Regions from separate parts of the Homo sapiens genome. Here all the other regions are linked to region 2. The links are chromatin loops, found by intact Hi-C in ENCODE. Cell type or tissue: PC-3. All regions are shown on one strand.

Region 1 (8,000 bases), 77 kb before region 2:
TAATTTTTTTTTATTTTTTTTTATTTTTAGAGACAGCATCTCACTCTGTCACCTAGGCTGGAGTCCAGAGGTGTGATCATAGCTCACTGCAGCCTCAAACTCCTGACCTCAAGTGATCCTTCTACCTCAGCCTCTCGAGTAGCTAGGACTATAGGTGTGCACCACCATGCCCAGTTAATTTTTGAATTTTTTGTAGAATTGGGGTCTCATTATATTGCCCAGGCTGGTCTTGAACTCCTGGTTTCAAGCAATACTTCTACCTCGGCCTCCCAAAGCATTGGGATTACAGGTGTGAGTCACTGTGCCCAAACTTAGAAAATATTTGAATAAATAAATGAATGAATAAAACTTCTTGGAATGAGGTAGGAAAGATGGTGAAGGATGTAAAGGTTGTTCAGTGTCAGGCAGGGGAGAAATGTTTCAGGAGCAGGGAATAACAGGTAGAACTGAACAAGCTGTATTCAAGGGGTCCAGGCAAGCTAGCTCAAAAGAAGACCTGTGTAATTCAGATGTGGGATAGATAGGCTGGCTGTGATGGGAGGATGGTTGTAGCAGTCCTTGAAAGTTTGGCTGACATAGTAAAAGTAAAATTCTTTAGTGCTCATTGAGTCGTTATAGATACTTGGACAGGGGGGCTACAAATTCAAGCTTTAGGAAAGCTTTTCAAATAAGAATCTAATCTGGATTGAGTTTGTAAAGCCTTGGGGCAGAAGACCAGTTAGGGAGGTACAGCAGTGGCCCAGAGAAGAGATAATAAAATAGTCAAGGGAAAATTAAGACACGAAATCAACAGTACGGCAATGACAATTAAAAGTATAAAGAAATAGATTGAGGAAGCAATTAGGAAGAAACATCAGCAAAATTTGAGGAAACACTGGTTGTATGCAGGGAAAAGGGGGTGTCGTTTACAGTAATGGGGGTTTGGCATGAGGAAAAAAAAGGCTTGGTTTTCAAGTTGGGGGCAGATTTAATGTAGTCAAATTAGGTAGATACTTATAGAGGTAGATATAGTGTCATGTAGGTGGAACAGCGTCTTAACTCATGGTTAAACAGGGCCAGGGAAAGAGGGAGAGAAAGACCTGTGGACTAAGGCCTAACCTGGAGAACCAGCAACTCCACTCACCAAGAGGACACCTTTTCTATTATAATGCAGACAACATTTTAGCTCCTCTTTGTCCATTCCAGAATAAAATCTTTACTTTTGCATAACCAAAAGGCTCATTAAACTGTTTTTCTCCAAACAAAAGATCAATTTGTCCTCAAAGGTAAATTCTGCCTCCACTTCAGAAACAGAAAAAGTGCTGGAAGAGTGGAATAGTAGTTTATCCTTAGTCAGAAAGGTTTCAGGATGTTGGGGTTCAATTTGGTAGTGCTAATCAAAAATTTTAATTTGCATATAATTTGACCCTGCAGTTTCACTTCTAGGAATCTATGCAACAGAAATGCTCAAACAAATATACAGTGCAGGCCGGGCATGGTGGCTCATGCCTGTAATCCTAGCACTTTGGGAGGCTGAGGCAGGTGGATTCCTTGAGGTCAGGAGTTCGAGACCAGCCTGGCAACATAGTGAGACCCCCATCTCTACAAAAAATAAAATATAAAAAACAAAAAAAAACCCACAAATACACAATGCAGCATTGATTGTAATATTAAGAATTGTAAACAACTTAAATGTGTATCAATTGAAATATGACTGAATAAATTATGGTCTGTCCATAGTATGGAATCCTATGCAGCTATTAAAATGAAGTCTGTGTACTGACATGGATGATTTTTTGTTTGTTTGTTTGTTTGAGACAGAGTCTTGCTCTGTCACCCAGGCTGGAGTGCAGTGGCGCGATCTCGGCTCACTGCAACCCTCGCCTCCCAGGTTCAAGCGATTCTCCTGCCTCAGCCTCACTAGTAGCTGGGACTACAGGCGTGTGGCCACCACACCTGGCTGATTTTTGTAGAGACGGGGTTTCACCATGTTGGCCACACTGGTCTTGAACTCCTGACCTCAGATGAGTCACCATGCCTGGCCAACATGGATGAGTTTTCATGATGTATCAGAAAATGAAAAAAGCTTGCGTGTGAATTGTGAGTACATGTATATAAGCCATATATGCATGGAAGTAAGTCTGGAAGGACACATACTAAAAATACCAACAGTGGTATCTTCTGGGGAGTGGGATGGAGAAGTGATACAGAATTTTTAAAAAGTGTAAACTCAGCAGCTTTCTTTGCAGGCACATAAGACTGTGGCATCTTTAGGGCTTTCCTTTCCTGAAGGATTTGCAATTGTATTACCAAGTTTTATTTTTGAGAGCTTATCCACTCTCTGGCCCCACCTTTCTTTTCAGAGACACTGCAGGATCCAATTCTGTAAGTTAAGACCAGCAGCTCCAAACTTTATCAGAATCACACTGATGCTTGTTAAAATGCAGATTCCTGGGCCCCTGCTCAGTAGATTCTGATTCTGTGTATCTGGGATGGGGTGCCAAATCCTGATCTTTTAGAGGCACCCCAACTTGTCAGTGACTGGGGCAAAACCCTTCTTCGGTACTGACTTCTGATTGTGCCCCCTCCCACTTGTTTCTCTGTGATTAGCAACTGGGAAAAAGGAAAGAGGGCGATGACTGGATATCTTTGTGGGTCACAAACAGTTGGGTTCATCTGAATGGGAAAAAACAAAGCAGTTTAGTAGACTTGAGATTTTAGTGTTGCTTCTTTGAAGTGGGCCCTCTGGGTTAGAGGCTGGTCAGGTGGGCTTCCTAGGCGGTGACTTTGGCCTAGGAGATGTCCTCCAGCATTGGCTGCGATGGCTGTGTTAGTGACAAATCAGAGGGAAGGAGGGAGCTTGGCGAGTCCTGAAGTCTTAGAATTGAGATGCTTTTTAAGGGAAGCTTTTGTCCTGGGAAAATGATACCTCTAATATTTAAGATGAGGTAGTATCTAAGTCTATTCTAAACAGTTTTTTGTTAGAATGATTTTTCTTTGTTGTAAAAAGTTGTTAATCAGCCGCCTATTGTGGGTTGTTAACATCTCAAAAGGGTGTTTAAAAATAATAAACCCCAATTGCTCCCAACAATTAACCTTGGGAACAAAAGTAAATGTGAATGCTTCTTAACCACCTTTCTAAGCCCTCAGTGAAGCTGGCAGCCATCAGTTAAATAAACCATTAAGTTTATTAGTTTAAGAATAGAAGTGTCAACTTGGACACAGTTTTCTAATTTGCTCCTCATTTACCCAACAATCATTTATTCAAAGGCTGCTCTGCCTAGTAGACTTTAGATAAATCTACAAATAAAAGCCAGAGACTGATGGGCAGCTGGAACTCTAAGGGAATCATCCAAATGGAAAAAAAAGTGAATAAAACACAATTTAATAAACTTGAAATTTTAGCAGCACATGTAAAAACAAAAAGCGTATGCCTTAGAGCAATAGCTTTGTTCTCTTTCTGTAGTCTATTTTAAGTGGGCCCTCTGGCCCAGAATTATCAGCCTTGGATTAGGAGCTTTGAGGAAATGGTGGTTTCGTGGTTGTTTTTTAAAGGATTTTTAAAGAAATGTAGTTACTAAGCAACTGCCATGACCTGCTGCTAAGTTGGAGTTCAGCGGGCAAGTCGATTCCAAAGAAGGGAATATATAAACAAGTTTCAAGAAGGGGAAAACATGGCTTAAAGATAGATTGGGTGTACTTTTTTGTTCACAGTTCAATGCATAGTTCTTTCTCTCTTTGACTTATCTTCCCCTAAGAAAGGGCTGCCTGGTCAGAAATCTTTGTCTCACACGGTTCTGCCCATAGCCGGTGAGCTCAGAGGAGGGCCAGAAAGGAACAAATGAGAAACAATCCCCACCCAGTGTAGAGGGCCAAGCCCTGGGGTGGGGCCAGCACCCAGGCGGTCTCCAGAGGTAGACTGGCCTGCTGTTATGCTCTAGGACAGTCCAGGGCTTAGGTTGGGGCACCTCATTGATATTGATGGCTTGCCGTGTAACCCTCAGAACAGGAACATTGTCCAGCTGTTGTCTCTCTACCCTCCGCCACCCCACCCCCCGCAACGTTTAATGGGTGAGTCAGTGACTTAACTGCTTCCTCCAGGATTTCAGGAACAGGAGTAGGTAATGAGGACAAATCACCATAACACCGGCGTGTGATGAATGAAAGAGCACACGAATTTAACCCGTTGGTTAAACTGATATCACAGTGAACAAAAGAAACTTTGTTGAGAGGAGGTTATTTGCCTCACTCCATTCCTTCCCCTTTAGGCTTTAGCAATTCCCCTTACACCCAGTTGAAGGTCAGTCTGGTTGCTTTGCAGAGGGAAGGGGAGTGTCAGGTGCTGGAACAGGTGTTTTGTTTTCTCCTGTAGAGTCATACGGACTAGGTGGGGATGCTTCTTGCCAGCCCTCTATGGTGCACGAAATTGCTTTTGTGGAATTTTTTCCCCTGGAAGTGTGTTTGTTTTTTAAAGCAGTTTCCCAACCTTCAACCCCTAGTATAAATTTTGACTCGCTTCAAAGTCAGCTTGTCATAGTGAAGTGTGCCTGTTTTCTAGCATTTCCACGGCCTGTGGCCTTAGATATACCCCATTTTATGCGGCAATTATAGGCCTGGAAAATGTGTAATTGTGTGTTTGGTAAGTGTGAATATTGTATTTTAAATGTCCTAGGAGAATGTCACAGCAAAGCAGCCCTATAAAAAGCCTTTTATAATAATTGTACAGCTAGAGTTAATTTTCTTGTATCAGGTTTTCTTAAATTCGGCATAAACCTGTATTACATTTCCAGAGTGATAAGGCTGTTTCCAGCTGTTGTGATGGTCTCAATGGGCTATAAGGTTAGGGATGGACTTATGACCTCACTGACTGGATGATTTTGGAGGTGAGAGGTGTCAGCCGACTTCTCGGTTTGGGAGAATTTATGTTTTAATGTATGCTACTGAAGCCAAAGAGGCTATTGGTTAAAAGGGAAATAACTCAGGAGAGCTTTAATTCTCCTCATATGGTTGTTACGGTTGTGAGGTTTGTTTGTTTTTACCTCTGTACTGGGTTCCAATATCACCCCCCTTCACCCCAGCCAAAAAGTCATCCTGAAAAAATTGTCTTCTTGCCTAACAATGATATAATTGACCTCAGGTCCTTTCCAGCCCCTCCGCTCTGCGTCTCAGGGCCATCTGTTCTCTGCAATCCGCTTTTTGGGAAAGTCTCCTTTCCCATCTGCTCTCCTTGGGCCTTAGTGTCAGCTCTAAAGATTTATAAAGGTTGCACTGGAACCTCTTTCCAGTTGTTATTTTTATAAAGGATCAGTGACATTTTGAGGCAGATAAGAGCTTTGTGCATTTGACCTGCCCAAATGCTACTCCCTTTTCAGGTGCATTCTTTCCTTCTGTTAGTCTGGGGTTGAAGGGAAGTCTGTCTTTCTGTGCTTAGGAGGAGGGACTTTGCTTATCAAAGCAAAGACTGAGTGGGCTGGCTCTGGCTGCTTTTAAGCCAAGGGGCCTTCTGGCTTTTTGGCTGCTGGCATGCAAGCTCAGAGGCGCTCCTTGAGTTCATTCTTTTCCCATCTTTTCCCTTGTTTCCGTGACAGAATACAGTCGCTTTGAATCGAAGATACATGACTTACGAGAACAAATGATGAACAGCAGCATGAGCTCTGGGTCTGGGTCCCTCCGAACAAGTGAAAAGAGGTCCTTGTATGTCAGGTAAGTTGCCCTTCAGAGCACTAGCCCTTGTGCTGGACGAGGAGAGCTCCATGCCAACCCAGCCCTTCTTATTTAACTAGTGGGCTAGGGAGTATGTACTCCCAGTTCTAAAATAACGCTTCTCACTGTATGCTTAGGTTGTGTATTTTATGGTCAGTGTCTCCTCCCTTTTGTGAGCTGGCTTCTTCCTTTTAGCTCATGAATGACTCAGTATGGGAAAATTTCAGTTTGCTCTAATTGTAAAAGACTGTTGGGTGATTGTTGCTAGTCAGCATTCAAATATCAGTCAAATGTTCAAAGTACTTTGCTTGCAATCTGTGCTTTGAGGGGAAACTTGCCACCCCCCCATCCCCTTCCATGTATGCATAATAGACATCAGGATTTGTATCTGAGCATAGCAACTATCGCAGTGTTCTGGTACAGGATCTCTTTTAAGAGACCAAAGAACTGACAGGTTGCTGCATTCTGGATGTTTTATTGTGATTCCATTCCCCCCTCACCACCCGCTGCACTGGTCTGCTGTATCTATGAATCATGGGATGTATAGTGTATGTGCCCTAGGAAGAGGGAGGGGGTGGAGGGAACAGATAGGTAGCATGGAGTATATTGCTGCTGAAAGCTATTCCAAGATATTTCCAAGGTTGAGCTTCTCTGACCCTTGAGGCATAGCTTAATACTTTGTCAGGTCAAAGTACAAATCTCCTGGGGAGTTGGAGTGCCAAGTGAATACTGTGGACTCCTCATAGAATTAGGGATAGCTTCCTTCTTCCTGCTTTGGCTTCTTGGCAAAACTCCAAAATCTGGTGCCAAGTACATTGTATCCTCCAAGGTTAAAGCCCTTAGAGAAAGGTGGTGGGGATTACTCTCCTGAGCCAGAAGTTGCTACAGTATTGTGTTTAATGCTTAGGTGTGGGGTCATATCAAACTCTTGGGCTGAACTTTTTCTAGTGGCCTCTGATACCTGGCTGGGAAGTTGCACTTGCTAGTTGCTTGGCAACGTGACAACTGCTCTGTCCTTGGGGTGTGAGAGGACAATAGTGAAGGGATGTCAACGCTAATTGCAGTTTTTCTCATGGTGCTTGCTTTTCTTTTTCCCCAGTTGGTGGTCCCTGACTCTACCGCAGGGAGTGGAGCTAAAGGAGCCCATCTCTGAGCCTGAAGCCCACTAGAACCCTTCACAATCTTTCCTAATGTGAACCCTCAACTCCACCCCTTGTGTGTTGAAAGCATGTGCTATGCTTACCTCCCGCTGTGAAGGGAGAATGGTAGGAAGGCGGGACTAGTCACTGGTCATTTTTCCAATTCCCCGGAAAGGAAAGTTTTGTTTTCTGTCACTAAAGCCCTTGCTCCCAGTCTGCAGCCTGGATACTGGGGTGCTGATGGGTGAAATCAGAAATGCACTGTCGACCCCCCAAAATAGGTAATGGTTATATGACTTGGTCAGGATTGTTCCGTTCCGTGCTTCCAGCCCCCGCAGATGTGGCACTCCAGTGTGCGTGGGAAGCTGCTCTTTAGGCAAGACAGTTTCTTTGGAGAGCTTTATTTTTAGATTTCCCCTCTCCGCCTATCCTGTGTTAGAGTTCTCTCTGCCTGGGCAGGGGGAGTGGGACATTGGCTCCCGATATGGAGCACTCTTCCCTGGCTCAGGCAAGGGAATTAAAGGGATACACTTAGCTTAACTCTGGGGCGAGGGTGGAGACCATGACTGTGTCTAGTGAATCAGTTTATATAATCTGCCCGTAACCTTCTCTAGATAAATTATCTGTATCCTCTGAGGAAAGTAGATGTGGTTAGGAAAATAGTAACCATTTGTGATCACTAGATTTAATCAGGGGCACTTAATGTCTTATGGCTAAAGCATTGAGCTGAGGCCCTTTGCTAAGCTAACCCCTTTATCAGAACCTGGCTTACTCTCTTCCCTTTTGTTCCTGATTTTGGCCCTTCACTCTACACTTGGTTCCTTTTCTTCAGCATGTAAACATATTTAAGCTTCTTCCATTCTTAAAAAGAAGAAAATATCCCTTGATACCAATAGTCCCTTAAACTATTGTCTTGTATCCCTTTGCTTACTGCATTTGCCAAATTATTGGCCAGAAAACACTAGCTCCTCAAGATATTACTAAGTATTGTGTGAAAAATCAGTGGTTTAGTAAGTTGGGCAAATGCAGGCTTAAACAGAGGAAAATGGGGCTCTTTCCTGTGATTAATCTCCAGGAAGGACTGTACTAGGCAGTGTTTCCCCAAAAGATAGAGCGTGGGAGCCTTATTTGAGAAACCTATGTCAACATCCAGGTTGGGAAATGTTGGAGTACTTGCTG
Region 2 (8,000 bases):
ACTATGGAGAACAGTTCGGAGGTTCCTCAAAATACGAAAAATTGAGTTACCGTATGATCCAGCAATCCCACTACTGGATATATACCCAAAAGAAAGGAAATCAGTATATCAAAGAGGTATCTGCACTCCTATGTTTGTTGCAGCACTGTTTACAATAGCTAAGATTTGCAAGCAACCTAAGTGTCCATCAACAGATGAATGGATAAAGAAAATGTGGTACCTATACACAATGGAGTACTATTCAGCCATAAAAAAAATAAGATCCAGTCACTTGCAACAACATGGATGGAACTGGAGGTCAGTATGTTGAGTGAAATAAGCCCAGCACACACACAAAAAACAAACTTCACATGTTCTCACTTATTTGTGAAAGCTAAAAATTAAAATAATTGAACTGCTGGGGAGAGAAAGAGTAGAGTGATGGTTACCAGAGGAGGGGTGGGGGAAATGTGGAAATGGTTAATAGGTACAAAAAATAGAATGAATAAGATCTGTACTTAATAGCACAACAGGGTGATTATAATCAACAATAATTTAATTGTACATTTTAAAAAACTAAAAGTATAATTGAATTGCTTGTAACACAAAGGATAAATGCTTGAGGTGATGGATACCCCATTTATCCTGATATGATTATTATGCATTATATGCCTGTACCAAAAAATCTCATGTACCCCATAAGTATGGGTACATGTACACCGCTATGTACCCACAAAAATTAAAAATAAAACATTTTTAAAACTAAAAAACACTGGATTGTAGTGATAGTTGCACAACTCTATAAATTTACTGAATTGTGCACAAGCCATGGGTGAATTTTATGATATGTGAATTATACCTCAAGAAACCTAATTTTAAAACAACTGAATAAACCTGCACAGAAAAGAAAAAGAAATCAGCAGAGGAGGGACTAGAATACAGGTCTTCAATGTTCCTTCTACTCTTCTGAGAAAGGATGCTTCTGAGAAAGGATGGGAATAGCAATAACTTTTTTCAAAAGGTTCATATCATCACAGAGAAAGTAATCATCCCACCATGATTTGAAAATATAAAATAATTCAAAATGCCTGGTGGTACTGCTACTTGGACCTAATCCATAATACACTTGTGTTAGAAAATGTCTACTTTCAACTATTTATATTTCAGAAACCCAGGAAAATTCTGTAGTGTGTAACTACAAAATTGTAATATGAATTTATCCTAAAACTCATATCAGAAAGCATTATTGTATATAATTTATAGTACACAAGACAGTTCAGTTCTTTAAAATTAACTGAAAGTTTAATATCACTATTTGACTTACAGTGCGGCTAATGTGGCTCAGAGCATCTTCAAAATAGCCCCAAACTTCTTCCAGGGGACAGAGCTCTACATTCGACGCCCCATCTGGCACTGAGAGGTTAACCAAGTTGTGCATACATTTGCTGAAAATCAAAAAGAGAAAACTCATCCCATAAGGAAAGAAATCATTGGCTTCATGGCTAAGATAAGTAAAACCTGGATCTCATCCCAGACTAACAGCTTCAAAACACTTCTGTTCTTCCCTCGGTTTTATCTGGCCTCCAACCTCAGAAGACAGATTTTTGAAGCTGTAAAACAGGTTGACCAATCCTTTCTTTTTTCATGCCTATGGTTGTCTTTCATTCTTTTTTTAGTTTCCTGCACGAAGGAGTTGTGGCTGTCTATTATATTTTATGAGCTGGTTCAATTTACAGGCATTTTAAAGCATCTCGGTACTTCCTCAAATGGGCAAGGGAACTGGGGTTTAAAGTGGAATGATTCCACAAGAACTGTCTTTCGTGCCTTAACACAGGAAGACTGTAATGATGTTTTCCAGACAAAAAAAGTCACACAACATCTATTTTTCCCCATGTCTGGACACAGAAAACAAAAAAGTCTCCAATAGATAATATTTTATACAGCACTTATCGGTGCTTAAAGTGCTTAGAAAAATAATGAGGCAAACATAGCAAGATGTTAACATTTGTTAAATCTGGGTGCTGCGTGCCTGTAATCCCAGCTACTCATGAAGCTGAGGTGGAGAATCATTTGAGCCCAGGAGTTTGAATCCAGCCTGGGCAACATCACGAGACCCCATCTCTAAAAATAAAACAAATAAATCTGGGTGGTGGATACGTTGGTGTTTGTTATATTAACCCCTGTGCTTTTCTGTACATTTGGAATATTATTTAGTGATGAAACAAAGAAAGAAAGGTACTTAGCAGTTTTATTATATACACAGATTCACACAAAGAAGCAACTTTTCCCCTTTTTTTTCTCCTTTGGGAAAACCAAGCTCCTTGACTTTGCTAAATAATTATTGGTCTGTAATACAACTCTCAGTATGGAGCTGTTCACAAGAATGCCCCCAGATCATCCCCATATCATCTTTAAAGTTGAGTCAATTAAGAACGATTGGTTACTTTTGAGGCATTGACTATAGTTCTTTTGGCTAGCAAAAAGGCTGGATTGTATTTACTAACCTGTATTGTGATATATCAATTGGTTCTTCCTTTTTGTAGAGCAATAAAGCCTTTTTCAAGGCCTTGAGAGCAATCAAAGGATAGTGTGCAGGCTTTTCCATTGCTATTACTAGAGTAAGAAAAGGAAAAAGGTTGTGAACATGATAATGTCACCCATCACAGTTTTCATCCCAGGCTACCACTTGCTTTCTCTAATGAAACTGGGCTGAAACAGATGAACAAAAATAAACAACAATGAATTTTATAAATGATAAATCTACAGTCGCTTTTGGAAATAGCTTCTACTTTCTGGGCAGAGTAGCATGGTGGGATTACCAGGTAACATCCTTTTTTCAGCAAACATCAACAGAAAACCTACTGTTTGTATGACCTTGCACACAGTCATACAGGTGAAGCAATAATCTTATGAATGACAGTCAAGGAAGGGCACACTAAGAAGGAAACAGAAAGCAGATCAGTAAAAGGGCACTAATTGAAACAGGTTTGTACTAAAATGTCCTATTTTTATCTGATACTAAAAATAGGAAACACTTGACAAGGGAGTATCAGAGGTAACTAACCCTAAGACTTCCAGATGCATTTAACAGATTTTTAGAATTGGAGTTCCATTATACAAGGAGCAGTGGTTGCTGTCACATGTCCATAAAGTATATATCATCTGCTCCATGGCTCTAGGAATTCTGTCTTGGCAAGACCAAGGAAAGGCAAATGTGACTCTTGTGCACTTGGAGCTACCTAATATTTTTATTAACCACACACATGCTCCTGAAGAGGGTGAGAGATAAAAAGGGAAGATAATTAGGCTGTTTCCTGCAGTGTACTCCCAAAAAGGCTCTATGCCCCCAAACCCACGTAAAGTTTGGCCTGAAATTTGAGAGTGGCAATTGTGTTAAAAAATATTACCAGTATTTCTCTGTACATTTCAACAAACAGCTAAGATTGCATCACTTTTGATTGTTGAAGCACTCAGTTATTTCTAGCTAGCCCAGAAAAACTTTCTAAAGTTTGAGCTCCCCCTGTTGTGTAGTTACATAATTAAATTCCACACAGAAAAAATTTGAGCACCTATTAGGAGCAATGAACTTCGCTAGGGTTTGTAAGTACAAATTAAGTAATTATTGTTTATGACCCTAAAGAGATTATAATCTCATAGAGTGAAGAAGATAAATGCACAAATGATCATAATACAAAATAGTCTAAGAATGGCATTAGAGAAGGAGAAACAAAGTGCTATGAGAAAAAATTATTTCCTACCTGGAGGTAAGAAAGAAGAGTAAAGAGAAGAAAAAAAGTCATACGATCTAAATGGGCACCAGCCTTACAAAAGCATAAATATAGCTCTTACTTGCAATTGTTTCAAAAGTTTTAGTTTCTAAATGAGGCAACTCCCACACTGATTCCAGGAAGCTTTCCAGTAATGGATCATTCAATTTGGCTCTAACTTCAAACTCGTACAGCAGAAGCAATTTCTCACATGAATCATTTGAGAAGGTCCCTAAGAAAGAGGCAAAAATGCAACATTCTTTGTGATTATATTATATTATTCTCTTTGGTTGTAATTTCACTAACTGGAGAGGTTTTCCTTCTAAGAAATATTAATTTTACTTACAATTTGAAGGTCATCTTCACTGCTGTAGACAGATTCTAAATTTTATTTTTGTTTTTTATTTGATTCTAACATTTTAAAATCTCTAAGCTAACCGCTACTTCCAACATTCTGTAGCGCATTCACTAGAACTACCTATATTTTCTCAAACAATTGCCACGATGCTTCTAAACAGCCTGAGAAAACCCTGCTGCTATTATTGATTCTAAATCAAATCCAGTGTTTACTTGCTTCTTGTGAACTTTCAACTGGGCTGGTGCTCACTCTAATGGCCGAGTTAACCAGAAGATACAGTGCTGTATAAACCAACAGTGACTTTATTTTAAGCAGAATAGAGGAGAGTTTCCAAACTGTTTCATTAGTCGACAGAATTTCTTGGGCATCAGCATAGAAAGAATTTCATGTCAGGTGTCATACACTAAACTATGTGAGACACTTTTCATTCATCCTTCTTGGTAGATTGAACATTGAAAAATGTTTTGAGGTATGACATATATACAACAAACTGAAAGAAGTGCTCTAACCTTAAACAGCTTGATGAGTTTTTACATGTGTTTAAACCCGTGTAATAACTACCTAGATTGTGATAACAAACACTTCCAACAATACAGAAGGTTCCTTTGTGCTCCTTTCCAGTCAATACCATCCAACCAAGGTAGCAACTATCTTTGCTTTTCTGCGTTTATGTTTTGCATCTATTTTCATGAGGAATCTTGGTCTGCAGTTTCTTATATTGTCTTTGTCTACTACTGGTATCAGGATAATAGTCTCATAAGATGAACTGGGAATTGGGCCCTCCTTTCAGGATGAGTTTGTATAGAGTTGGTATTACATCTTCTTTAAATGTTAGGTAGAATTCTTCAATGCAGTTTTCTTTGTTGGAAGATTTTAAACTATGAATTTAATTAATAGGCATAGGAGTATATATTTCTTCTTGAGGGAGCTTTGGTAGTTTGTGACTTTCAAGAAATTTGTACATTTCACCTAAAATTCTAAATTCATGGACATAAAAGTGTTCATAATATTCCCTTATTACCTTTTAAAATGTCTGTAGGATCTCTAGTGAGGTCTCCACATTTATGCCTGATATTGTTAATTTGTGCTTGATCTGCCTGGCTAGAGGTTTATCATTTGTATTGGTCTTTTCAAAAGAAAAAAAAACTTTTGGTTTCATTGACTTTATCTACTGTTTTCTGTCTTAAATTTTATTGATCTGTGCTCTTATTTTTATTACTTTTCTTTTGCTTGATTGGGTTTAATTTGCTCATTTTTTCTAGTTTCTTAAGGTGGAGACTTAGATTACTTGAGACCTTTCTTTTTTTTTCTAATAGGAGCATTTAATGCTATACACTTTTGTCTAGATACTGCTCTAGTTGTAGCCTACACATTTTTATATGTTGTGTCTTCATCTTCATTCAATTAAAAAAAATTCCTAATTTCCCCTGTCACTTCCTCTTTAGCCTACTGGATTATTTTAAAGTATGTTGTTTAATTTCCAAATATTGGAAGGTTTTACAGATAACTTTGTATTATAGATATATAATTCTCTTGTGGTCAGAGAAAATACTTGGATATTTCAATAATTTTATGATTTCAATACTTTTAAATTTTTTGAAGTTTGTTTCGTGGTTCAGAATATGGCTTACAATGATGAATGTTCCTTGTGAATTTGAAAAAACTGTATTCTGCTGTTGTTGGGTAGAGTGTTCTAAATGTCAATTAGGTCAAGTTGGCTGATAGTGTTGCTCATGTCTTCTACATCTTTATTGAGTATTTGTTGACCTATTCTATTGATTACTAAGAAAGGAATATTCAAGTTTCCAAGTAGTTATGGATTTGTCTATTCCTCATTTTAGTTCTAGCAGTTTTTGCTTCAAGTGTTTTGAAGCTCTGCAAAATAAATCCATTTACAATAGCATCAAAAGGAATAAAAACATCAATCTTATTCACAAGATGATATAATCTTGTGAATAAAATTCCTAGGGAATCCAGTAAAATGCCATTATAACTAATCAGCAAGTTCATCAAGATCAATATACAACAATCAAGTATTTATTTATTTATTTATTAGAGACAAGGTCTCACTATGTTGCCCAGGCTGGTCTCAAACTCCTGAGCTCAAGTGATACTCCAGTCTTGGCCTCCCAAAGTGAGCCACCATACCTGGCCAATTCTATTTTTATATAGCAGCAATGAGTAAGCTGAAAATAAAATTGAAACAATTCCCTTTATAACAGCATCAAAAAGAAGAAAATACTTAGAAATAAAGAACAAGGACCAGGCACAGTGGCTCACAACTGTAATTCCAGCACTTTGGGAGGCCAAGGCAGGTGGATCACTTGAGGCCAGGAGTTTGAGACCAGTCTGGCCAACATGGCAGAATCCCATCTCTATAAAAAAAAAAAAAAATTAGCCGGGTGTGGGGGCGCATGTGTGTAATTCCAGCTACTCAGGAGGCTGAGGCATGAGAATCACTTGAACCCGGGAGGCAGAGGTTGTAGTGAGCTGACATCGCACCACTGCACTCCAGTCTGAGTAACAGAGTGAGACTCTGTCTCAAAAAAAAAAAAAGAAAAAGAAAGAATTAGTGTGTACGTTTATAGTTTTTAGTGTATAAGTTATGTAACTTAGTTTCCATTTTGTTATGTAACTTATAAACAAAAACTATAAAACATCATTGAAATAAACAAGATGTAACAAAATGGAAACATATCCCATGTTCATGGATTTGATGATTTATCATTAAGATGATAACACTCCCCAAAATTATCTATAGATTCAACACAATCCCTATCAGCATCCCAGCTCAGTTATTTTTTTCAGAAACTGACAGTTGATCTTGAAACTCGTATGGAAATTCAAGGGACCCAGAATAACCAAAACAATCTTGAAAACCAAGAATAAAGTTGTAGGACTAACACTTCCTGATTTCAAAGCTTACTAGAAAGCAATGGAGGCTGGGCGCAGTGGCTCATGCCTATAGTCCCAGCACTTTGGGAGGCTGAGGTGGGCAGATCACTTGAGGTCAGGAGTTCGAGACCAGCCTGGCTAACTCGGTGAAACCCTGTCTCTACTAAAAATACAAAAATTAGCCAGATGTGGTGGTGGCCACCTGTAGTCCCAGCTACTTGGGAGGCTGAGAGGAGAATTGCTTGAACCAAGGAGGCAGAGGTTGCAGTAAGCCGAGATGGCACCATTGCACTCCAGCCTGGGCAACAGAGCAAGACTCAGTCTCAACAAAAAAGAAAGGAAAAGAAAAAGAAAATAGAAAGCAATGGTAATCAAGACAGCATGGTACTGACATAAGGATATATATATATATATGGAACAGAATTGACAACCCAGAAATAAAACAATGTGTCTGTGGTCAACTGATTTTCCAAAAGGGGCAAAGACCATCCAATGAGGGAAAGGATAGTCTTTTAATCAAATAGTTCTGGGACAACTGGATAGCCACATGATAAAGAATGAAGTTAGACCCTCACCTCATAGCATATACAAGAATTAACTCGAAATAGATCAAATATTTAAAGATAAGAGCTAAACTATAAAACTCATGGAAGAAAACAGAGGGGTAAACCTTCATAACTTTTGATTTGGCAATGGATTCTTAGATATGATATCAAAAGCATAAGCAATGAAAGAAAAATAGATAAACTGGACCTCCTCAAAGTTAACGAATTTTGTATTTCAAAGGACATGATCAAGAAAGAGAAAAGACAATTGACAGAGTGGGGCAAAATCAAGGCATATATCTGATCAAAGACATGTATCTAGAATACATAAATAACTCTTGCTATTCAATAATAAAAGGCAGCCTAATGAAAAATTGGGAAAGGGTGTGAATAGATACTCTCCAAAGAAGATATACAATGGCCAATAACCATCTGAAAAGATGCTCAACACCATTG
Region 3 (8,000 bases), 130 kb before region 2:
TATAATATGCCTGTCTGCTTGATTTTCAGGATAGCTTGGGCACTGTTGAACGGACCCAGGATTCCGAAGGCTCCTTCAAACTGGAGGATCCTACCGAGGTGACCCCAGGATTGAGCTTCTTTAATCCCGTCTGTGCCACCCCCAATAGCAAGGTAGGTGGGCTAAAAGGCAGGCATTGGAAAACTGGATTAGCGTCCTTCTCTGCATTATCTATGAGAGACCAGTAGGAGAGAGGCAGGTGGAGTAAAGGTGTAATCAGCTTGCTGGGAACTAGGGATCGGGCATAGACTCTAGTCTGGTTTTTTCCATAGAATGATCTTAAAGAACACTTCATACTACTGGGAGTATGTCGAGCATCTATAGCAGCTCGGCTGGGCTGAGCTTCTGCCCCTTTCTAAAGTCTATTCATACCTGTCTCTGTCCCTCCTAGATCCTGAAAGAGATGTGCGATGTGGAGCAGGTGCTGTCAAAGAAGACTCCCCCAGCTCCCTCCCCTTTTGACCTCCCAGAGTTGAAACATGTAGCAACAGAATACCAAGAAAACAAGGCTCCAGGGAAGAAAAAGAAACGGGCTCTGGCCAGCAACACCAGCTTCTTCTCTGGCTGCTCCCCTATCGAAGAAGAGGCCCACTGAAGTTGGAGTCATCATCTCTACCCCCAGTCTGGCTTGGGAGATGCTTTCAGGTTGCAGCCAGAAGGGGTTTTTTAAATGACTTCTCTGGATTTCAGGTTTCTTGCTGTTGAAAAAAGGAACAAAGCGTTACTGAAAAGAAGGTAACCTTTGTTGGATGTGGGCCTTAGCCTCCAGGTCCAGACTACTACTCTATGTTCTCCAGAAGGGTGCTAAGTCACCTACTGAAGAGAGAACCAACTGACTTTCCTATTGACTCATCAGGAACCAGTCCTCAGTCTGGTCAAGTTGTTTCTTATTTGTGAGCAGTTCAGGCTATCTCCTGATGGGGATGAGGCCAAGGCTTTCTTATCTTTTGGTTGTCTCTGCTTAATGGAGGAGCCTGGCCTAGGATGGAGGCCTGGCTTAGATCTTTCATTCCACCTCAGGAATGAGGTTGTGATCTTTCCTGTCCTGACCCTCTCTGAATTATGTTTCAATAGTACTCTTGATTGTCTGCCATGTTGTTGAAGCAAATGAATTATTTTTAAATGTTAAGTAAGTAAATAAACCTTAGCCCGTCTACTGTTTGGGAAGATCCTTCTGTGCTAGAGGGAGAAATAAAATTTCAACCTGTGTTCCTCAGCCCCTGAGGAAGCTATTAAGGGGATTCATTACAAGTACCTGAGCCTCCCTGCCTTATTGTAGCTGCCCTCTTTCCCAGAGGGTATTGTGGAGTGTGATGTGTCTTTATGTTGCTCTGCTACCCTAGGAAATCAGAATCGCGTTAGCAAGGCCAGTGGCCTGACCTCCACTGTAGAACCTGCCTGGCTTCCAGATTTGGGAGGAAGAAACCGCATTTACTAACCATCTCCATGTTCTTGCTACAGTTTTATTTGTTCTTCATACACACACAAAAAGGTCAACATAGATAGATGTCCTTATTTTGCAGATGAGGAAACTGGGGTATAAAGAAGTAACTTACCCAAAGTCACAAAGCTAGTGAGCAATAGAGCTAGGACCTGAACGCAGAGCTACCATCCAAGCTTCACTCTAGCCAACTCTCTAGAGTGCCAGCAGCAGCCACTTCTAATGCCCTGCAGCCTAATTTCTTAGTGTAGGAGGGGCGTTGCACCACACTGCTGTCCAGTCCCAGGACAGAACAGCACTGGCTCCTTGCATTCTCCTTTGAAAGATGCTTACGCCTTACAGTCTATCAGTGTTCTCTATCTCTGCTTAAAGCTAAAAGGGGGCCAGCCCTGGAATGCCATACACAAGCTGCTGACTGGCCTTGTAGCCTTCTGAGGTAGATGCTCACAAGCCCTGCGCTTCATATCCATGCATTCTGAATCCCAAAACCCTTCTCCCCAAAAAAGCTCCCAAACCATCCCCAAACACTCAAAAGCCAAGACTCCTCTAGAATCCACCAGAGCCCAAGCAAAAGAAATTGAGCAACAATCTGCCTAGAATGAAGCCTGCCATGGACTAGGTGACCTGCTGGTCCTCCCTGGCCTCCTGCCAGCAAGCAGCCCTGCTTCTCTTTGCATTTTAATGCCGAGGGAGCAAGGGAGCCTCTGCCATTGCCAACTAGAGCCTCTGGATACAATGGGAAGCCTGAGTGGGAGGGGGGCCAGCTCTTGGCATAAGAGAGCCAGTCTTCCTTCTCACTGTTTGAAATCCAGTGTGTGTTGGGGGAGGGGTAAGCAGGCTTATCCCCAGAGAAAACATCCTTTCCCACCAACACTGCACTAATAGCCCCCAGACCTCGAGTCACCACATCAGGCGTAATGTAGAGGGAGAGGTCAACCAAGCCAGCCCCTGGCCCCCATCCCACCCAGACCCCTGTGCTTTAGCACTAAGCAAACTATAGTGTGCTAGCCAGCCCTTCCCTGCTGATGCTGATGCTATAGTAACAGCATCTTTTCTATGTGTTCATCTTCCAAAAGCCTGTGACCCCAATATACTCTACACTCCTCAAAAGATTCTTGGAAAGAGACTCATATGCCTTAGGGACAAGGCAGCAGAAATGACACAAGTCCTGAATGAGCATCTCCTGTCTGGGGTGATGAGGGAAGGTGGGAGAACTGCTAGTGTCACCCAGGATCCACAAGGCCCATGGGGACCTCTGGTCCAGAAACGGCAACTTGCTATCCAGAGTTCAGGAAGTAGCTTGCAGCTTCTGTTGCCCAGGCTGGAGCACAGTAGCACAATCTCAACTCACTGCAGCCTCGACGTCCTGGGCTCAAGCAATCCTCCCACATCAGCCTCCCAAGTAGCTGGGACAAATGACCAAGGCTTGTCTTTGCTTTAAACCTGGCCTTGTGAGATGTCCCATGCAACTACCTAGTCTTTGGTAGGTGCACACCATCATGCCTGGCTAATTTTTGTATTTTTTGTAGAGACAGGGTTTCACCATGTTGGCCAGGCTGGTCTTGAACTCCTGACCTCAGGTGATCCACCCGCCTCGGCCTCCCAAAGTGTTGGGGTTACAGGTGTAAGACACCGCGCCAGGCTGCAGCTTCTTATACATGCACCTTGCTGAATTAGAAGTAGGAGCTCAATAGGGGAGGGAGCCTAATGAATCAAGGCTGTATTTCCAGGGAGCTTGAGACTTGATGTTAGGCTTACACACACGCACACACACACACACACACACGCCTTTCCAGTGGGCTGGCTGGGCCTCTTCTCCTCACTGCCAAGTTGCAAAGTTGTGTGGTCACCTCCCCCCCCCACACACACCAGCTTCCCGCCAGCCTGTGCCCTCAGCCCTCGCCTCCCTGAGCCAGGACAAAGCCCCGGCAGTGACTGGGAGGGGAACAGGAGGAGGGACAGAGGGATGGGAAAGCCTGCACAAAGGAATTCCTCACCCCAAGCCCCCTGACCGCCAGCGAGTAAAGAAGCAGATTTGCTCTCCCTCCCGCTTCCTCCCTCCCATCTTCCCACCCGGGCTGTGCCCAGGCCACAGAGCAGCTGCAGGCCTTGGGAGAGGACCCACACAGCCTCCTGTAGGTGGCAACAGTGCCACCTGTTTGACTCATAGGGCTGAACCGAGGACTGAAAAAGGGAGGAGGCAGACCACTCGGAGAGGAGCTGGGAAGCAGTGCAGAGAGGAGAGCGGAGCGGAGCTGCCGCTGAGCAAAGGTGTGAGGGTTCGGGAAGGCTGGGGGGCTACAGGTGGGAGCTGTGGAGCAGAGACCAGCTCCATCCCACTGGGATTGGGCCGGGGGATTGAATGGCACCCCTGTCAGCAACCCTACTTGGGGTTTTCAGGCTGCTCAGACCCTGATCCCATCCTACAGGCAGCTCCTGAAGGGAGGGGACTCTGGAAGGCAGTGTCTGGGGTGCAGGGGTAGGACCCCAGGGGAGGCAAGAGCTTAGAGCAGGCTATCAAACCAGCTCCAAGATGGGCAGAGGCAAGGGCTTCCCTTTGGGTTGGCTTTTTACCGGGAAGGGTCTCGTAGAGGGGAGGGGTTTCCTTCCCCCAGCTCCAGCTCCTCACCCCTACCCTAACCCTCCTTTCCCAAGGCAGCATAAAGAGGGCAGTTCAGAAGCAGCCACACCTTCCTGCTTACCGGACCCACCCACTGTGCACCCCTCTAAGACTCCATAGCCTCGGGAGAGCTCTGAGGACAAGAGGTCCTGTCCCTCAGCCCGCACGCACACATGCTCACACACTTTGGGTGTATCCAGGGGCTCCTTTACATACTCAAAGTCACCTAAAATCATATTGTACCGACAGCCAGTTGTGCTGTCGCGTGCAAATGCTGACACAAATCACATACCGTCTCGCGTAGAATCAGTCACGTACCCAGCCAAGTCTGGGGATCAGCTCAGTCAGCCAAACCCAGAAGCATAAGGTACAGGGGTCCCCTGCCCCAAGACAACCACACCCCGCATACACACCTTTGCCCTGCGTTTGTTGTACTTTCACCAAAGCTAACTTAGAGGGTGGGGCTCCTAAAGGCGAGTCTGGGCTTCTGGTTGGGGTTGGGGGATGACTGGGCAGGAAAGGGCAGGACTTGAGGGGAGGCTCTGTATTTTGAAAATCCAAAGATTCCTTTAGAAGACTGGGAGTGACCCAGGCAACATGTTCACCTCAAGTCTTTCTCTTTTTGGCAGTGCCCTTTGTCCCCTGAGAGGTGGACACAGAGAATCTTTCAGGGATTTGTGATCTGAATAATCTCTATAACCATAGCAACTGGCCAACTAGCTGGGCCTTCCTTAGCCCCAGGTCAGAACTGTAACCTTTGCTTCAGGTTACTCCTGCTTCCTGGGCTGGAAAGCAATTCAACATGGGGTTGCCTCCAGCTTGGCCAAACCTGCTTTAACTTGCTGAACTGAGTTTGTCCCACCCTGGGCAGTTTCTCTTGAGTTCTTACCCCCAGGGCAAGCACTCCATCCCCAGAGGTGTGTGCTGTTAAATGGGGAGGAGCTGGAGAGAGTGGATATGAATCCTGCCCGAAAAGAGGCTGGACCTCTTGGGTGTCCCACTGACTCTCCAGGTAACAAGATTAAAGGGAAACGAAGGCTCTGGAGACTGTCTCCCATTGCCAGGCTTGCAGCTGGGGCTGCTCGCCTCATCCACTCTGGCACTCTGGGCCTGCCCCGTGACCTCCGTTGCTGAGCAGCGGCCCAGGCCTCTGCCTCTCCCCCGGGCTCCTCAGATACACTAGGAGGGAGACTGGGATCTGCCCTCTGCCAGGGTCCCTGATGGTCGAGTGTCCCTTCCCCCAGGCCTTCACCATGGCCGAGTCCCCCGGCTGCTGCTCCGTCTGGGCCCGCTGCCTCCACTGCCTGTATAGCTGCCACTGGAGGAAATGCCCCAGAGAGAGGATGCAAACCAGCAAGGTGGAGTAGGGATGGAGGGGGGAGGCTGGAAGTCAGAAGGCAGAGGCTCACTGGAGGGGATAAGGAGGCCAATTGTGCTCATAGACAGCTTGGGGGAAGGGGCTCTCTCTCCCAGGAAGAAAATCTCCCTCAAATATGGAAAGAGCTGCCCCCCGAGCAGAGCAGCCCAACACGGGGCAGGCAGCTCCCTTTAGCTGCCACCCGTTGGGGACTCTGAGTTTGAAGTAGGTATTGGTTGTGAGTTTCTCTCCTGCCCCTTTGCAGTGCGACTGTATCTGGTTTGGCCTGCTCTTCCTCACCTTCCTCCTTTCCCTGAGCTGGCTGTACATCGGGCTCGTCCTTCTCAATGACCTGCACAACTTCAATGAGTGTGTCATGGATTCCCCCTGCTTCCCCAGCATACCTGTCAACCTGCTCCCCACCCTGGGACCCGGGGGTGGCCCACTGTCAGTCATCCCCCAGCCCTGCCCAGCTGCTCAAACCCAGCTCTGCTGCTACCCAATCTCCTTAGAAAATCCCTCCACAAAATCTCCTCAATCCTTGGAGCCCCTGGCCACGAGGGGCTTTCTCCTCACTCCCTTCTAGTCTTCCTGGATCCACCCACCCCACCTCCCCTCAGGCCACTATTGACACCCCTTCCCCCACTTGGACACCTCCCTCTCCCCTCCCACAGATTCCTCTTCCGCCGCTGGGGACACTGGATGGACTGGTCCCTGGCATTCCTGCTGGTCATCTCTCTACTGGTCACATATGCATCCTTGCTATTGGTGGGTCCGGAGGCCGCTGGCCTAACCCCACCTCAGCCTTCCTTCCTGCTTAGTTTTAGCTCCCTATTCTCATCCTGGCCACTGAGGGAGGGGGCTAATTCTTGGGTAGGAGGGAAGTACCAGCCTGGGAAGCCCACCTCAGTAACCTTGCTCCCCTCTTGGCACCCCATAAGTCCCACTGCTCTCTTCCTCTAGGTCCTGGCCCTGCTCCTGCGGCTTTGTAGACAGCCCCTGCATCTGCACAGCCTCCACAAGGTACAGTAGGGATGGGAGTGCATGGGAGAGGGGGCCACTGGGCTCAGCACTTGGCTGGCTATTTGCTGAGGACCTCACTTTTATACCCCCGGGGGGTCAAGCCCAGGACCTGAAGCCCAGTAAGTGTTGAGTGAAAGGAGGAAAGCAGATGTGTCAGGGGAAGGGAAGGGTCGGGTCCCATCTCTATAGAGTGAAGGAGCAGCTCACCAACCATGAGCCCAAATTGACCAAGAGGCCTCATTCATCCCTGGCCCCCCAGGTGCTGCTGCTCCTCATTATGCTGCTTGTGGCGGCTGGCCTTGTGGGACTGGACATCCAATGGCAGCAGGAGTGGCATAGCTTGCGTGTGTCACTGCAGGTGAGTGGCCAACCTCCAGTGTCTAGACGGGAGCCTTGGCTTGCAGCCAACCCTAGAACATATCTCGCTCCTGTTCCCCCAAGACTGCAGGTAGCTCTGAACTCCAGCAGTCAGGCCCTAAGAGGAAAGCGGGGAGGGGCACTGGAGAAGAGCCCACCTCACCAGCTCTTGTCCACAGGCCACAGCCCCATTCCTTCATATTGGAGCAGCCGCTGGAATTGCCCTCCTGGCCTGGCCTGTGGCTGATACCTTCTACCGTATCCACCGAAGAGGTGCCAACGCTGCTGCCCCACTCACCCTTGCTGGCCACTCATGCTCTGCCACCTGCACTCTGCCTTCCATCCCCAGAGCTCTCCCCTTGCCCATTCTTGAAAGCCTGTCCCCCACTCCCCACAGGTCCCAAGATTCTGCTACTGCTCCTATTTTTTGGAGTTGTCCTGGTCATCTACTTGGCCCCCCTATGCATCTCCTCACCCTGCATCATGGAACCCAGAGACTTACCACCCAAGCCTGGGCTGGTGGGACACCGAGGGGCCCCCATGGTGAGTGTTGGACAGAATGCTGGGAGGGTGGGGAGGGTCTGCTCGTTTGCACCATAGCGACCAGGCCTGTGGGTTCCCAGTCTCCCACCCTTCCCTGCTACCTCATCACCTATTCCCTTTCCCAGCTGGCTCCCGAGAACACCCTGATGTCCTTGCGGAAGACAGCTGAATGCGGAGCTACTGTGTTTGAGACTGATGTGATGGTCAGGTGAGGGAAGCTGGGGCTTAGGGGATCTGGGGGGCTGAAGGACATGATGACCAGCCCCAGAGCTTGGCCCTCTGACACCCCTTGTGCCCTCAGCTCCGATGGGGTCCCCTTCCTCATGCATGATGAGCACCTCAGCAGGACCACGAATGTAGCCTCTGTATTCCCAACCCGAATCACAGCCCACAGCAGTGACTTCTCCTGGACTGAACTGAAGAGACTCAATGCTGGATCCTGGTTCCTAGAGGTGAGGACAGCCTCTGCAAAGAGGCAGCCATCTGCAGGGACACTCAGAGAGGGCAGAGTTCATTCTGTTGATAAGCATTTGCTCAGCCCTGTGCTAGGCAATAAGAACATAGTCTGTGCTCTCAAGTCACTTCCACCTAGTAGAGAGCCTAGGCAGCAGACGATTCAG

The links. A loop is a pair of places that touch in the nucleus more often than their neighbours do. Peaks named below come from ENCODE experiments on the same cell type or tissue, not always from the same donor. Only the 100,000 strongest peaks of a DNase experiment are listed, where the experiment ranks them.
Region 1: a loop joins it to region 2, with 6 times the contacts of the local background. A loop is called at or near these places in 3 of 110 quality-filtered maps.
Region 3: it touches region 2 in a loop (21-fold over the local background); 5 of 110 quality-filtered maps call a loop at or near these places.

What each region holds. Positions count from the first base shown.
Region 1 is chrX:70,473,583-70,481,582 of GRCh38, forward strand. DLG3 (discs large MAGUK scaffold protein 3) reads left to right here. Exons shown (of 19, transcript NM_021120.4): 10 at 5,568-5,682. Among named protein-coding and RNA genes, the nearest start is that of DLG3-AS1, 22 kb to the left of the region's middle. RefSeq lists a silencer at 1,868-1,987 and enhancers at 3,513-4,411, 6,470-6,971. In PC-3, no CTCF peak of the experiment used is centred here; DNase peaks (open chromatin) are centred at 4,079 and 5,899; H3K4me3 peaks cover 3,267 bases; H3K27ac peaks cover 5,341 bases.
Region 2 is chrX:70,550,823-70,558,822 of GRCh38, forward strand. TEX11 (testis expressed 11) reads right to left here. Exons shown (of 30, transcript NM_031276.3): 26 at 3,829-3,978; 27 at 2,484-2,592; 28 at 1,304-1,424. Among named protein-coding and RNA genes, the nearest start is that of DLG3-AS1, 99 kb to the left of the region's middle. In PC-3, a CTCF peak has its summit at 3,510; no DNase peak of the experiment used is centred here.
Region 3 is chrX:70,419,632-70,427,631 of GRCh38, forward strand. It overlaps KIF4A (kinesin family member 4A), which reads left to right. Exons shown (of 31, transcript NM_012310.5): 30 at 30-152; 31 at 431-1,255. The coding sequence ends at 634. GDPD2 (glycerophosphodiester phosphodiesterase domain containing 2) reads left to right here and starts at 3,683. Exons shown (of 16, transcript NM_017711.4): 1 at 3,683-3,751; 2 at 5,345-5,458; 3 at 5,723-5,826; 4 at 6,132-6,225; 5 at 6,421-6,480; 6 at 6,740-6,838; 7 at 7,017-7,110; 8 at 7,235-7,380; 9 at 7,506-7,588; 10 at 7,682-7,832. The coding sequence starts at 5,354. It overlaps LOC105373244 (a long non-coding RNA gene), which reads right to left. Exons shown (of 3, transcript NR_171576.1): 3 at 7,730-8,000. RefSeq lists enhancers at 2,649-3,637, 3,638-4,626. In PC-3, CTCF peaks have their summits at 3,609 (motif pointing right) and 3,814; no DNase peak of the experiment used is centred here.